Regions from separate parts of the Homo sapiens genome. Here region 2 is linked to region 1. Evidence: chromatin contacts called from ENCODE Hi-C or POLR2A ChIA-PET data. All regions are on one chromosome and are shown on one strand. The core of a region is the stretch at or near the end of the contact, and the rest is flanking DNA. Distances in the headings are between cores, read along the strand shown.

Evidence for each region. Hi-C counts contacts between places; a loop is a spot of excess contacts on that map. ChIA-PET counts read pairs that join two places held with the same protein, here RNA polymerase II (POLR2A). Pooled maps may share reads with other maps.
Region 2: a map of ascending aorta shows a loop between it and region 1 (5-fold over the local background). The contact joins the promoter of SOAT1 here to the enhancer-like site in region 1. A Hi-C loop is called at or near these places in 1 of 168 maps with a recorded cell type or tissue (ascending aorta), 1 of 37 single-sample maps with no recorded cell type and 4 of 50 pooled maps. POLR2A ChIA-PET finds 5 or more read pairs at or near these places in 2 of 52 experiments (OCI-LY7 and activated B cell).

The regions. Positions count from the first base shown.
Region 1 is chr1:178,928,394-178,935,763 of GRCh38, forward strand. No RefSeq gene overlaps it. Among named protein-coding and RNA genes, the nearest start is that of ANGPTL1, 61 kb to the left of the region's middle. Within about 2 kb of position 3,625, at least 20 of the 41 ENCODE cell types and tissues checked have a DNase peak (open chromatin) inside an H3K27ac peak, as active enhancers do; they include ascending aorta, where a contact is called at or near this core.
Region 2 is chr1:179,290,458-179,297,827 of GRCh38, forward strand. It overlaps SOAT1 (sterol O-acyltransferase 1), which reads left to right and starts at 3,340. Exons shown (of 16, transcript NM_003101.6): 1 at 3,340-3,479. RefSeq lists a silencer at 3,135-3,324 and an enhancer at 3,537-4,044.

The DNA of each region.
Region 1 (7,370 bases), core at 2,375-4,874:
AGAGTCTGCTGCACACTAAAATGTGCACCTGATTTGCCCACAGCCCAAGTTAAACTAGAAGTAACAGTTGCTGAATTTGCTTTATTATTGCCTGATTGTCAGACCCAAGCTTTTCAGAAACCATTGGCATCTGTGTTAAGCTGTTGTGGGAGAAAGACAGACAAGCAAGTCGTCATTTTTATTGCCAGAAACTATTCTGAGATTTTAATGTGAAAAGTGGAAATTTTTTAATTGAGTTAGAAGAAAAACCTGGAGATTCGTGAACAATTAACAATAGGTGCAATCAATGAACCCCCTGCCAGCCGTTAAGCCTTCTAGTAGCCATGTTTTATGACTTTATGTAACCTAAATCATGTTTTAACAAATTTTAACCACAAAAGCATGGGGTTAGTATTTCCATTTTAAAAGAGAAATGACTACACTTTTGAGGGTGATTGTATCTCCCTGGATCTTTGAATTAGCCTAAGAAAATATCCAAATATGGCCTGGTGCAATTTGAATTGAGACCTCTGATTCTAGACTAACTTGCTAGGGTACAGTTAATGAAGTTCTGTCTCATTCCAAATCAAAATACTGTACTGCACTTGAGTAACAAATTCTATGTGCTTCCTTGCTTTTACTTAAAACTGATTCCCCTCTTAAAGGAAAACTCATTTCTGTCTCTCTGTTTTTCCTTCTCTAAAAGGAGCCTTTTATTCTGTGTTCATATTGGTTAAAGTAGTCTCCGAGTGCCCTTTGTTATTTGAGCTGCCTGGTAGCAGGAGGGCTTCTGCAGTCATGGGACTTTCCCAGGGGCACATCTTACTATTGTTTGAAAGTGACATGAGGTTCCCTGTTACAGCACAAGCTTATTTTACCCACTCCCTCTCTCTGAACTCACAGAAAAGGGAAAAGGACAGTTAGGAGAACATATCAAATGATGAGAGTGTTTCATAACATACTGAGCTGTGCATTTTGAAGCAGTAAAGAGGATTTTTCCAGTAACACTAATCCACAGCAATTTAGAAACCATCAGTACATACACCTGTTCCTGAAGGCAGTCATGAGCTTTCCAGGCTCCTTTAAATATGGAAGAGAAATACCTCCAGTAGTGCCTAAACCAAATAATCTCTCTTCCCTTATACTTCTATTGTTAGAGTTTAATCTTTCATGTTAGCCTTTTTTTTTTCATTTTTTGTCAGTGTGCATCTCACTTTTGGATTTCCACTTAATCTTTCATTTGTTTACAGTGCAGTTGTCTCCCTTCATATTTTATTTAGATCAGTGGTTCTTAAGTTTGGCTGCAATTTAGAATCACCTAGCGAGTTTTTAAAAGTCCCAGTTCTCAGGCTGCACACCAGACCAATTCTATCAGAATCTGTGGGTGGGAGGCCAGGCTAGGATCCAGGCATTAACAATTTTTGAAAGCTCCCCCAGGTGACCTGAATATCTAGCTCAGGTTGAGAACCAATATTTAGATTGTTGGTCTATAAGCATTACAGAGACTTTTGAACAGTGGTCCTCAAACTTTAGAGGGCAACAGAATCCCTGGAGGACTTATTAAAACACATAAATTAAAAATTGGATTAGAAAGGGAAGCATCAGAGGATCCATCCTGAGCTCTGCGTGAATGTGAATGGGGTCCCTTCGATATCATGATTATATGAGTTGGGGGATGGGAGGGCACAAAAGAAGACACCACCCAACCCTTAGGAAGCTCAGGATCTTGCAAAGGAGGTAGAGCTCACACCTGGGCAGCAGCAAGTTTTCTGAGCAGCCATGAAGCAGCAGAGAGAGCCTGGGGCTGACAATGCCTTTACTCCCATTCTGTCAGAGGTGTTTGAACCAGAGCAACTCCATCTTGAGTAGGGGCTGGGTAAAATGAGACCTACTGGTCATCTGCATTCCCAGATGGTTAAGGCATTCTAAATCACAGGATGAGATAGGGAGTCGGCACAAGATACAGGCCATAAAGACCTTGCTTGTAAAACAGGTTGTAGTAAAGAAGCCAGCCAAGACCCACCAAAAGCAAGATGGCCATGAGAGTGACCTTTGGTCATCCGCACTGCTACACTCCCACCAGCGCCATGGGAGCTTACAAATGCCATGGCAATGTTAGGAAGTTACTCTATATGGTCTAAAAAGGGGAGGCATGAATAACGAATAATCCACCCCTTGTTTAGCATATCATCAAGAAATAACCATAAAAATGGGCAACCAGCAGCCCTCGGGGCTGCTCTGTCTATGGAGTAGCCATTCTTTATTCCTCTACTTTCTTAGTAAACTTGCTTTCACTTTACTCTGTGGACTGGCCCTGCATTCTTTATTGCACAAGATCCAAGGGCCCTCTCTTGGGGTCTGGATCAGGACCCCTTTCCTGTAACAGTTCCATCTGGGGCAGATCACCTAACCTCCCCTGAAGTTCCATGCTGACTTCTGCAAAATTGGAACATTAACAGTGTTTTGACTGCTTGCAACAGTGTAGTTACTCGCAAAAGGATTATTTGAAAACATCCATAATTCCCTTTCCCCCTCCCTAACAATAACAAAATATTTTGAAACTACAAAAAGAAAAAATGGTTTTGTATTTGAATGTGTTAAATAGGGCCATTTCCTCTCCAGTTCACTACAGTCCCCACCACTCACTATAGCCTTCTTTTTTTTTTTTTTTTTCACTCTTGTTGACCAGGCTGGAGTGCAATGGCACGATCGCAGCTCACTGCAACCTCCACCTCCCGGGTTCAAGTGATTCTTCTGCCTCAGCATCCTGAGTAGCTGAGATTACAGGCATGCAGCACCACACCTGGCTAATTTTTGTATTTTTAGTAGAGACGAGGTTTCACCATGTTGGTCAGGCTGGTCTCGAACTCCTGAGCTCAGATGATCCACCCGCCTCAGCCTCCCGAAGTGCTGGGATGACAGGCATGGGCCACCGCACCCGGCCCCTATAGTCTTTTGACTGATGTTTCTTTACCAACTCAGGTGTTGTCATGTGATGCCTAGAACTGGGCATCCCATCTTATGACCAAGATAAAGGCTGGCCCTTGAGCAAAGCTGGTCCTCAGAGAACAGAAGGGAAAGATGGAAAGAACCTAGCCCCATAATGATTTTCTTGTGCTACTGAACTAACCCTACAAGAGCCTTACTTCTGGACTTTTAAGAAAGAAAAAAGAAAAATGGGAGAAAGATAGGGAAGAAGAAAAAAGGAGAGAAAGGAGAAAAAAGAGAGGAGAGGGAGGGAGGAAAGAAGGAGGGAAAAAGAGGAAGAAGAAAGGGGGAAAAACATCAGCCACCTTTAAGAATTTTACATGTGCTGGTAAGAAATAATATAGCTTAAAAAATAGATTTCTGCTTGTGTAGCCCAATTTATTAATTTTTAAAACTATGATCAGATGGTATTGATTAGTGGTCTCAAAATAAGGGAGAGAAACACCTATTTCTTGTGTTATTTTTTATTAAAGCAGGGAACAAATGGGACCTTCACAGTCCTTAAAGATGAAATACCCCCAAACCAAACCAGAGTTCACTGGCAAAGCAAAGCAGTGTCCTTACATCTCGGAGGGCCCTGACCCGCCTCTGTCCCGAACCCCACCAGCAGCGGCTCTGCTAGAAAGGGAACATTTTGTTCCTTTATTGTGGTAAACCAGACCCAGGGCCCCGCTGGTTCTCAAGTCAGCTGTGAAGCTGACACACTGCCTCTCAGGGTCAGTTTGGCCCCCACAGCAGGCCCTGGGGAAGCAGCCACGCCCTCAGCTCCCTTGGGGCCCTGTCTTCCATTCCTTAACAGGACCAGCTTCTTCAGAGACTCTGGACTCTCATAAACGTTGAAGCCAGATTGTTTCCCTCTTTGCTTTTGTTTTGATGTATTTTTAAATAATTAGGCTTTTACTCTCAAGTATTTTCATTCTCCATCACTGGCTGAGGGGCAGCTCTCACACCACACTAGGGCAAGGCATGCTACTATGGTATCCAGTAAACAGTTGCCAAACAAAGTCAAAAGTTCTCTTTGGCCAAAGCCAAAATCAAGTTCTCTTTTGTACTTGTTGTTCTTCCATCTGCCCTGAGCTATGTCATAGCTGTCAAAATATGTCACCCCCTGCACCTCCGTGCAGGGTTTAAGAAAAGCAGCTCCTTGGACTTTTGCCAGCGACTTTCTTGCAACATCTTAATTATCCATTTTTTGCTTAGCAAGTAAGTCTAGAAAGAACTGCTTCTTTTATTCTTGGAAAGTAAGTACTTGGGAATGTTCAATGAAAACCAGTATGTGCTGAACTCCTGCTCTGTGCTAGGTTCTGGGGAAGGGGAGGCAGTCCCTGACCAAGGGGATCTCACAGTCAGTGAGGAGAGTGTCCCCTGAGGTCGCTGGGAAGAAGCAACACATTTCCCTGTCCAGTGGCAACTACCTCCTCATCACCTAATCCCTGCGCCCGGAGCACAAACTCATCCTAAGCAAAGGCAACTGAGCAGCTGTTTTCCTGTTCACCCCACCTCAGGTCCTCACTACTTTCCTACCGATACCATTCTAAGTTCCCAACGCATTTTGTGAAAGTAAGTCAGTTTGATTCATCATATAGTCATTGGTTCTGATGTTGTGGTTCTAAGCTTATTTTATACATTGTTATCTAATTTATTCTTTCTTAACAACCCTGTATAGTAGAGATACTTCTTCTTGAATTACAACCAGAAAATTTGGAGAGGTTGAAGAACTTGCCTACAGTCACCCAGTAAGGAGGTGGAGCCAGGATTCAAACTCTGGTCTGATTCTCGGCCCTGGTGGACACTGGCTTTCAGAGCTGTAACTTGCAGTTTTGGTGCCCAGAACCTGCAGCACAAAAGCTCCGCAAATGACTTTGTGATTTATTATGAAACTCAAAGAAAGAACAAGCTTCCTACTTTAATTTTCCTTGCTAATGACAGTTTTCAGCTGAAGAAATCCATGTGCTGTCAACATGTAAATATAACCTTTTTTTTTTTCCAATGTCTGTTCCCGGGACAGAGCCTCCCAGTAGGCCTTGCACTGTGCTGCATGTGGTCCCTGGAGTTTTACAGCCTCACTACAGACACAAAACAGAGTGGTTAACACAAGCAATCCTGAATTGCATAAATGTGCTGGATGCCCATGCTAGACTAAGAAAGTTCTTCGTATTCAGGAGAAACACTGTGGCCCTGAGAGGCCAGGGAAGGCCACGTGGAAGAGGAGAGTCCATGGGTGGGTAGGATTTAGGACCAGGGGAGAAGAATTGCAAGCAAGAGCTGGAAATATACAGTTGAGGCTGGGAAGAGCTCACACTGAGAAGTGGCAACACATAAAGTTGGAAAAGTAGGTTGGAGCCAAATTGCTCAGGATTTTAAGTGCCAGAAGGAGGAATTGGAGAATGGAAGCTGGGAGACCAGGCAGGAAACAGCTGTTCTCCAGGAGAGAGAGAGCAAGGGTCTGTCCCAAAGTGGGAGCACAGGTAGGAAACAATTGAGAGGCATTTTGAAGGATGAAGGCTCCTCTGTCTCCTGTGCCCAGGAGCCCTGCCCTCTGCTAGGCTCTGGGACTAGTAATGCTGATTAACTGATCTGCCAGTGGATGCATTGGCCCTCCCTGATGACCCGGCACCCTTCTTGGAGAAGAGTGGGACTCTGGCCCCCTATCCCTCCATGTTCAATTGCCCACATCACTCAACTCTTCCTGTCCACCACACTTACCCTCCCAAGTGTATTTCCTCATCTGCAAAAACAGCATGAGAAAGCTCCTCCTTCCTAAGTTTATTGTGAGGTTGAATAAGGTCATGCGTGGAAGATGCAAAGCACAGGGCCTGGCGCTTGTAACCGCTCAGCAGATGGGAACCGCCAGCATAAATATTCTGCACCCTTGGTCAGCTGGGACCCATTATTGAGAGTGGCTATTCTCGTCTCTCTCTATGAAATGTTAGACACTAGCAGACAGCTGAAGGTGAAATCAAGCAAGTTTGAACTGTGGTCTCTCTCTGGGGCTCCTTGTCAGGTAAGTTGGACATAAGCAACTTCCTAACAAAAGAGCCAGAAGTTGTTTCATTCTGACAGTGAAGCATGACTTCATAGTTTCTTATTCTATAAGTTGTACAGACAGACTTTTCTTCCTTTTTGTGTTTATGCCATGATGTCTTGGAGCCAAGCTATAGCAGAGCCCCTGGATAGGAATTTAGGATGCTTTTGGACCCCTTCCATAGAGGTCAAGTCCTGGGAATACTGGAAGGGCCTTCACACAAGAGCTCCCTCATCCCATCCCTGTATGTCTTGGACATAGAAAGAGAGGAGGAACTGACATTTAACGACAATGTGCTGTGGCTTTGACACGTGTCATGTTATGTAACCCTCACACCAGTCCTATGAGATAGGGATTGTTATCTGCACTGTTGTAAGTAAGGAAATAGTCTTGATTGAAGGGCCTTACCCAAACTCACACATCTAGTCATCACTGCAACCAACATTCTGCCTCTTGGTGCCCCTCGCTGAAGCTCCTTATTTCCTGCATACTCTCCTCCTCCCAGGGCTGCTGAGGCCACATGGTAAGCCTACTGCTGCTGTTCCTATGAGTTTCCTTTTTCAATGTGTTTTTTAGGAGACGAGGCCTCACTGTGTTGCACCACCTGGAGTGCCATGGCTATTCACAGGCACAATTGTAGCTTACTACAGACATGAACTCCTAGGCTCAAGTAATCCTCTTGCCTCAGCCACTCGAGTGCAGGGACTACAGGTGTGTGCCACCATGCCTGGCCTGTTACCATGACTTTCCAATTCAGCAAATTTTCTGTAATAGGATGATTGAGAGGTTTGTAGTTCCATAATGGTGGCTGGCTATAATGATTACCTATAACTATATAATTGGGAATAAACTGAAACAGGTGCAAACTCTAATCAGCCCCAAATAACATCTTAATGACAAGTAGAGGACAAATTAAATGGAAGCAAAGTCGTAGGACAGAGTACAGAAAAGCATGGTGACAGGAGTTTCTTGTCTGTCTCTAAGGAAGTAGGATGGGATGGAGAGTCAATTCAATTTAGACAGAAGCTGAAGATCAAACAACAGAACATTTTAGCTTCTATTTTAACTATGTATTTTACAGCTGGATTCCAAAGAAGATAAATAAATTATATTTGCACCTATCATCTTTTCAAATATCTTTGCCAACAAAGTCATTCAATATATTGAGTGTCCCTGTGGTCAAGATCTTACACATTTAATGTATGAAAGAGGAGAGACAAGGCCCTGCAGCAGAAAATCTCACAATTTGAGGGAGAAGAAATGGGAGCAAGGAGTTGTTTAAGAAAGACAAAATACATACAAAGTAATGTGTCCGCAAGTGGGAGCCATGATAGCTGTGGGTGTGGAGTTGCCACATGATGATGTTCCATGGCTGGCT
Region 2 (7,370 bases), core at 2,090-4,589, 360 kb after region 1:
TTCACCATGTTGGCCAAGCTGGTCTCGAACTCCTGACCTCAGGTGATCCGCCCACCTTGGCCTCCCAAAGTGCTGAGATTACAGGTGTGAGCGACCACGCCTGGCCTTTAACATCCTTTTATTGTAACACTTATCTCATTGTTTTGAAATGGCTTATACCTATTAGTGTCTCCAATAGACAGTCTTATTCATATTCTTAGCACTAGCAACTATACAAGTTCTGTACACCTGTTTTTTTTTCAATATGATGAAGTCAACACTTGCATTTAACCAAACCTTGATTTCCAAGGATTGAGTAATGTGAGATTTTCAGTGCAGTGGTGGGAGAGGCTTGGAGTCTGAGCACAGGCTTTGGAGTCCCTCCAATCATATATCATCTTTGCCCTTGCACTAAATGGTATCCCCATCCTCTCAATTGCTTAAGGAAACAACCTGGGAGTCATCTCGTTTACTACCTTTCTTCACACCTGCACCTCGGGAAAATATCCTGAAATCTTTCAATTTCTATTTCCACACCAACCAGCCTAGTCCAGGTACCACCATCTACCCCCTGAACTTGCCCAATAACTTTGTATTGTTCTTCGGCTCCTTTTTGTTCCATTGCTGCTCCCTTCAAGTCATTCTCTATAAAATAGGTTGATTTAAAAAAAAAAATAAACCAATGGCCGGGCACGTGGCTCATGCCTGTAATCCCAGCAGTTTGGGAGGCTGAGGCGGGAGGATCACTTGAGCCCAGGAGTTCAGGACCAGCCTGGGCAACACAGCGAAACCCTGTCTCTACAAAAAATACAAAAATTAGTCTGGTGTGGTGACGCCCACCTGTAGTCCCAGGTACTAGGGAGGCTGAGGTGGGAAGATGACTTAGCGAGCCTGGGGAGGTAGAGGATGCAGTGAGCCCTGATTGCACCACTGCACTCCAGCCTGGGCGACAGAGTGAGACCCCATCTCAAAACAACAAAAACCCAAACCCTTCATTATCTTGCCTTTGCACTTAACAGATAAATCCAAACAACGTGATTAGGTTCCTGCTTAATGCTCCAAACTCAACTTCAAACCCCTATTTGACATGCTCAAGCCTCCTGGCCTGTTCCTCAAACAGCCACGCTTCAGCATCAGCCACAGTTCAGCATCGGGGCCTTGACACCCATTATCCTCTGTCTAGAATGTTCTTCCTCCCCATGGTTGGCTTGGCTGGCTCCTTCTTGTCATTTAGGTCTTAGCTCCTGAATTATCTCCTCAGAAAATCCTTCCCTGACCATTCTGTTTTGTTTTCTGCTCAGTACTTATCACTGCCAGTGATTATCTCATCTATTCGTTTTATTATTTATATTCTTCATTAGAAACATAAGCTTTTGTTGTTTGAGACAGAGTCCCACTGTGTTGACCAGGCTGCAGTGCAGTGGCATGATTTTTTGGCTCACTGCATCCTCCGTCCCTCACCCCCCATCCCCCACCACAAGCAATCCTCTTATCTCAGCCTCCCGAGTAGCTGGGACCATAGGGGCCTGCCACAATTCCCAGCAAATTTTGTTGTCATTGTTGTTGTTGTTGTTGTTGTTTTTAAATTCTGTAGAGAGGGAGTCTCACTATGTTGCTCAGGCTGGTCTTGGACTCCTGGCCTCAAAGTGATCCTCCTGCCTCAGCCTCCCAAAGTGCTGGGATTATAGGCTTGAGCCACCTGTTTGTTTCCTTTCATACCTAGTCCTGCAGAACATAAGCCTCTAAGTGCAGGGGCTTCTTCTGTTTATTCACCACTGTATTTCTAGCACCAAGAATACTATCAATATTTTTTGAATGAATGAATCAAACAGTGAAAAGGCCAGTCATCTTGGTGTATATAGAAGGTAGCCAACAGAGACCCAATAGAAATGAGTGCCTATGTTCCTACTGCTCTATAACTAGTGGGAGTGGGGAGGGGAAGCAGCTGGGGGTCTACCAGACCCTGTCACCAACTAGTCAGCACACGTGGCAATCACAGTTGTAGAAGAGGCCAAACGGAGCAGATCTGCCAATGACAGCCAGTACTAAACTCGACTGGATGCTGAGGGCCATTTCTGCTTTGAGTGAACAGTGCAGCCTGCTGGGTGGCCAAGGGAACGTGTACAAATCCACTTTGTTTAAAGGACCCAGAGAGTAGTCAGTTCTGCTAAACCTCATCTGTTTGTTCAGGGATTTTTGTCCTGGGGAGGAGTGGGGAAGAAGCGATTAGTCAGGCCAGGCTAGCTGGTATTAGTTTGCAGGCTGTGAGTGCGACTCTTCAGTCTCTGCTCCTCTCATCATTGCCTTTTCACCTACCTTTACCCTAAATTTACGTACACCTCTGCCTTCACAAATTCCAAGCGATTAACTGTTGTATTTAATCTCTGTCCCAAATCTCTCTGCATCATTCTTCTTTTGATTATGAAGTCACGAGGGCCCTTTGTTTATTTTATTTTTAAAACTTTTTTTGAGAAGGAGTTTAGCTCTTATTGCCCAGGCTGGAGTGCAATGGCACAATCTAGGCTCACTGCAACCTCTGGCTTCCGGGTTCAAGCAATCCTCCTGCCTCAGCCTCCCGAATAGCTGGGATTACAGGCGCGCGCCACCAAGCCCGGCTAATTTTTTGTATTTAGTAGAGACGGGGTTTCACCATGTTGGTCAGGCTGGTCTCGATCCTAACCTCAGGTGACCCAGCCACCTCGGTCTCCCAAAGTGTTGGGATTACAGGCGTGAGCCACCGCACCTGGCCTCAAGGGCCCTTAAATATTACTTAGTTGTTCCATTATTTGGTGTGTTTTATTATTTGGTGCAGGTTTTTTCCCCTTATCTAGTTTGAATGTTGCTGAAGGACGCTGGTTTTCAAACGGTAAGGAATCTCCTGATAAAGGCACGAATCTTGGTGTGCAGATAAGCCAGCGATTCTTGCTTCTGGCTAGTTCTACGTTGTTCCTGGATGGTCAGTTCAAACTGCAATGATCCACAGCTCCAGAAGCGGCTTCTTCCAGTCGGCCTAGGAGCCAAACGCCCCTGCAGCTCCATGCTACCACGCAGGGTGCCGTTTCGGGCTTGCAGGGAGTTGTCGCAGTCCCGTTTTGGCTGCACATTCTACTGCTGGGGTGGAAGTGTCAAGCAAGATGTTGTCGCCGGTATCATGATGTCCGGGTGAGAAGCTTCCTTGGCAGGTTGCCAGGGCCAGCCTGCGAGCACTGGCGCCGGGGACCCGCGCGCCCGGGAAGGGGCGGGGAGGTGGGCGGAGCCTGGCAACCTGGGGACCACCAATAGGATGCTCAGCCGGAGGTGGCCCTGCGCGTGACGCAGCGGTGCTCGGAGGCAGGGGGCGTAGGGGCCGGGCTGTCCGGCGCTTTAGCTTAGCAGGCGACGTTGCGGGCCCTGGGCGCCAGGAGAGCTTCCCGGAGTCGACCTTCCTGCTGGCTGCTCTGTGACCGCTTCCCGGCTCTGCCCTCTTGGCCGAAGTGCCCGCTGCCGGGCGCGGGCCTCAGGTAACGGTGGTGCTCCCGCGCCTCTCCTCGCTTCCCGCTTGGGTCCACCGGCCTCAGCCCGCGGGGAAGGGAGAAGCGGTGGCGGCAGCAGCTCCGGCCCGGCCTTGTCCTGGGCTGTGCTGCGGAGAAGGCGAGGCTCGGCGACTGCAGGGGAGTTGGGGAGGGGAGGGCGGGAAAGTTACCGTCAGGCGCCCGGGTCACGGGCAGCCTTTTAAACCCTGCACGCTGGTTTGGTGTTCCGCAAATCTCGTGGCATCTCTCAAGTCAGTAGTAAAGAAAGTTAGGAATTAGAAGACGTTTTATTCTTTAAAAAGCGAAACCAAAAATGCACTCAGGAAGTCAGCTTTTTAATGATTTAGAGAAAATGTGTGAAGGGAAGGATGGTATTAGCAAGACATGAAAATCTGTAGGGGCACCAGAACCTTTAATCAAGCTCATGTTTTATTGTAAAATATTAGGATGTAGGTAAGTTTCTGTTTTCCCTAAGTGTTAATGGTCATGTAATTTAAATAATATGTATATTGAAAGGTTATTTCTAAGTGAGAAACAACTATATAAACTTTATTCTCCGTATATATATTTAGGTTAAGTTCGTTGGTCACTTTTGTTTGTTTGAGACGGAGTCTCGCTGTGTCGCAAGGCTGGAGTGCAGTGGCGCAATCTCGGCTCACTGCAACCTCTGCCTCCCGGGTTCAAGCGATTCTTGTGCCTCAGCCTCCTGAGTAGCTGGGATTACAGGCGTGCGCCACCACGCCCAGGTAATTTTTGTAGTTTTAGTAGAGACGGGGTTTCACCATGTTGGACCAGGTTGGTCTCAAACTCCTGACCTCAAGTGATCCGCCCGCTTCGGCCTCCCAAAGTGCTGGGATTACAGGCGTGAGCCACCGCGCCTGGCCTGTTGGTCACTTTTTAATATTTAAGTGGCTGCCACCTGTTTAAACCACTTTTTTCTTTTTTTCAGCCTGCTTGATTTCCTCTTCCTTGAAGTAGAATTCAATTTGAAGCTTTTTTTTTTTCTTTTTAAAAGTTGGGCGGTGTCAGTGAATGACTTGTTAAGGAAGTCTGTGCGTTGTCTGGGTGTGAGAATGGGTTTTGGAAGGAGCTCTGTGGCACTGAATTATCGTTTAGAAATGCACGTGTTTTAGTGAATCACATGCTTAGAATGCATCTGAGGTTTCGCAGTCTTTTAGGATAAAGACCTACTGAGTGAGCACACTCTATCTCTGGTTCATTTGGCCCACTTTCCTTCTGGCTTTCCAGGTTCATGCCACACTGGCTTTATTTTTGTTACTGGAAAGCTTCATTTTCTTTCCTCTCTTGGCTTTTAGGAGTTTCCTCCACCTCTAATGCTGTATTCTCTCCCTCCCTCCAACTCTTATACCTGCCTCAGATATCAGCCCACATATCACTTCCTCTGGAAATCACCCCATCCCCATTAAGCCCTCCATGAACTCTTTATTCTCCTTAGCAGAAGTTGATCATTAATTGTAATGAATTAGTTGCTTTGTTTCCTCTGCTAGTGCATTTCATGAAGGCTGGTTTAGCCTGTTGTAATTTTCAGGGTCTGGTCCAGCACTTGGCCCAGAGAAAGAATGAATAAGTTGGTGGACAGAGGAAGGAACTTTTGAATGAGAAATACAGTGATCCCCACTTAACTGCTTTCTGTAGTTTCAGCTACCTGAGGTGCGAAACAGAGTACAATAAGACATTTCGAGAGATACCATGTTCAAGTGAATTTTAATACAGTATATTGTTAATCTCTTACTGTGCCTAACTTTTTGAAACTTTGCCTCCCAGGTTCAAGGGATATTCATGCCCCAGCCTCCCAAGTAGCTGGGATTACAGGCGTGTCCCAGTACGCCCGGCTAATTTTTTTTTTTTTTTTTGAGATGGAGTTTGGCGCTTGTTGCCCAGGCTGGAATGGCACGATCTCGGCTCCCCGCAACCTCCGCCTCCCGGGTTCAAGCGATTCTCCGCCTCAGCCTCCCAAGTAGCTGGGATTACGGGCATGTGCTACCACGCCCGGCTAATTTTTTTTTTTTTTTTTTTTTTTTTTTTTTTTTTTAGTAAAGACTGATCAGATCTTACTGGTCAGGCTGGTCTCGAACTTCCAACCTCAGGTGATCCACCCGCCTCAGCCTCCCAAAGTGCTGGGATTACAGGCGTGAGCCACCGCGCCCAGCTCACCCGGCTAATTTTTGTATTTTTAGTAGAGACAGGGAGGGTTTCACTGTGTTGGCCAGACTGGTCTCAAACTCCTGATCTCAGATGATCGGTCTGCCTCGGCCTCCCAAAGAGGTGGGATTACAGGCGTGAGCCACTGTGCCCAGCCTGTAAATGAAACTTTATAATAGGTATGTATAGGAAAAAACAACGTGTATTGGGTTCACTGTTATTCACAGTTCTAGGCATCCACTGGGAGTCTTGGACCGTATCCCCCATGGATATGGGAGAACTACTGTATTAACCAGGGAAGAGTCCCTTTTTCCTATGGGAAAAAGTTTTTAACAAAGACCAGCCAAGTTCTATTTTTCTAAGAGGATGGCTTTGTTTTGCATTTTTTTTGCCACATTGGTTAATAAGAGATTATACTAACCATACAGATGTAAATGAGAATTTGTTCTTGTTCTTTAGTTTTGCTAATTACTTAAAGACCTAGTTCTGTGATATGTAAAAGTTGTAGCGTTGTGTTAGGGCCAACCTTTGGGTGCCAGAGGGAAATTTTTTTTGCTCTGGATTGTAAATTCTATCCACAGTTGTGTCCCCTTTCCACCACTGAATCTAAGGGTGATGTGGCAAAGTTCTTTACCTGGAGTAGGCACTCAGTATTTGTGATACAGATTTATGGGCTCTTTTGAAAGCTGTATTAATGGGAACACGGAGGCAGGCTAAAGTTGACATGTCTTTCCAAGTTCATTTGTTTCTCAAATCATTTCTTTTTGTTTTGCTTTCTTAAGATAAGTTAGATGCTTATCACACTGAACATTATGTAATTGCGTGCACAGATTAGATTCTTAAGAAATTCTTTTTCAATCAGTGTGTTGTATAAATAGCTGTCTACTTAGCTTTGTTACCTGGGGGGGAATAGCTTTATGTTACCTGTGACTTTGAACAAGTTTGTTAGCATTTCTGAATCTCCTGCATCTTTAAAAATGGACATGTTAAATGAGATATGTGCTACACCTACTGCACTCAGCACTTTGTTACCTGCTTCCTAAACGCTAGAGATTCCTTCACTGCTAGACCTCTTGAGAGACTAGTCTTATGATCACTGTTTTCACTTCCTCAACTTACTGGCGGTGTACTCCAATATATTTATTTGTCCTTCCTCCTAAAACTGTGCATGTAATCAAATCATAGCTATTAATGTCCCCCAATTGTGAAATATCCCATGTCCTGTCCTTTTCTTTTCTTTTTTGAGACGGAGTCCAGCTCTGTCACCCAGGCTGGAGTGCAGTGGCGCGATCTCGGCTCACTGCAACCTCCGCCTCCTGGGTTCAAGCAATTCTCTGCTTCGGCCTCCCGAGTAGCTGGGATTACAGGCACCTGCCATCACCCCTGGCTAATTTTTTGTATTTTTAGTAGAGACGGGGTTTCATCATCTTGGCCAGGCCAGTCTAGAATTCCTGACCTTGTGATCCACCCGCCTCAGCCTCCCAAAGTGCTGGGATTACAGGCGTGAGCCGGTGCGCTTGTTTAAGAAACAGTGGAAGGCCAAAGTAATGAGTAGAGAAAATGAGACAGCCAAGATCATGCCACTGCACTTCAACCTGGGCGACATGGCATGACTCCGTCTCAAAAAAAAAAAAAAAATGCCGGGCGCGGTGGCTCACACCTGTAATCCCAGCACTTTGGGAGGCCGAGGCAGGCGGATCACCTGAGGTTGGGAGT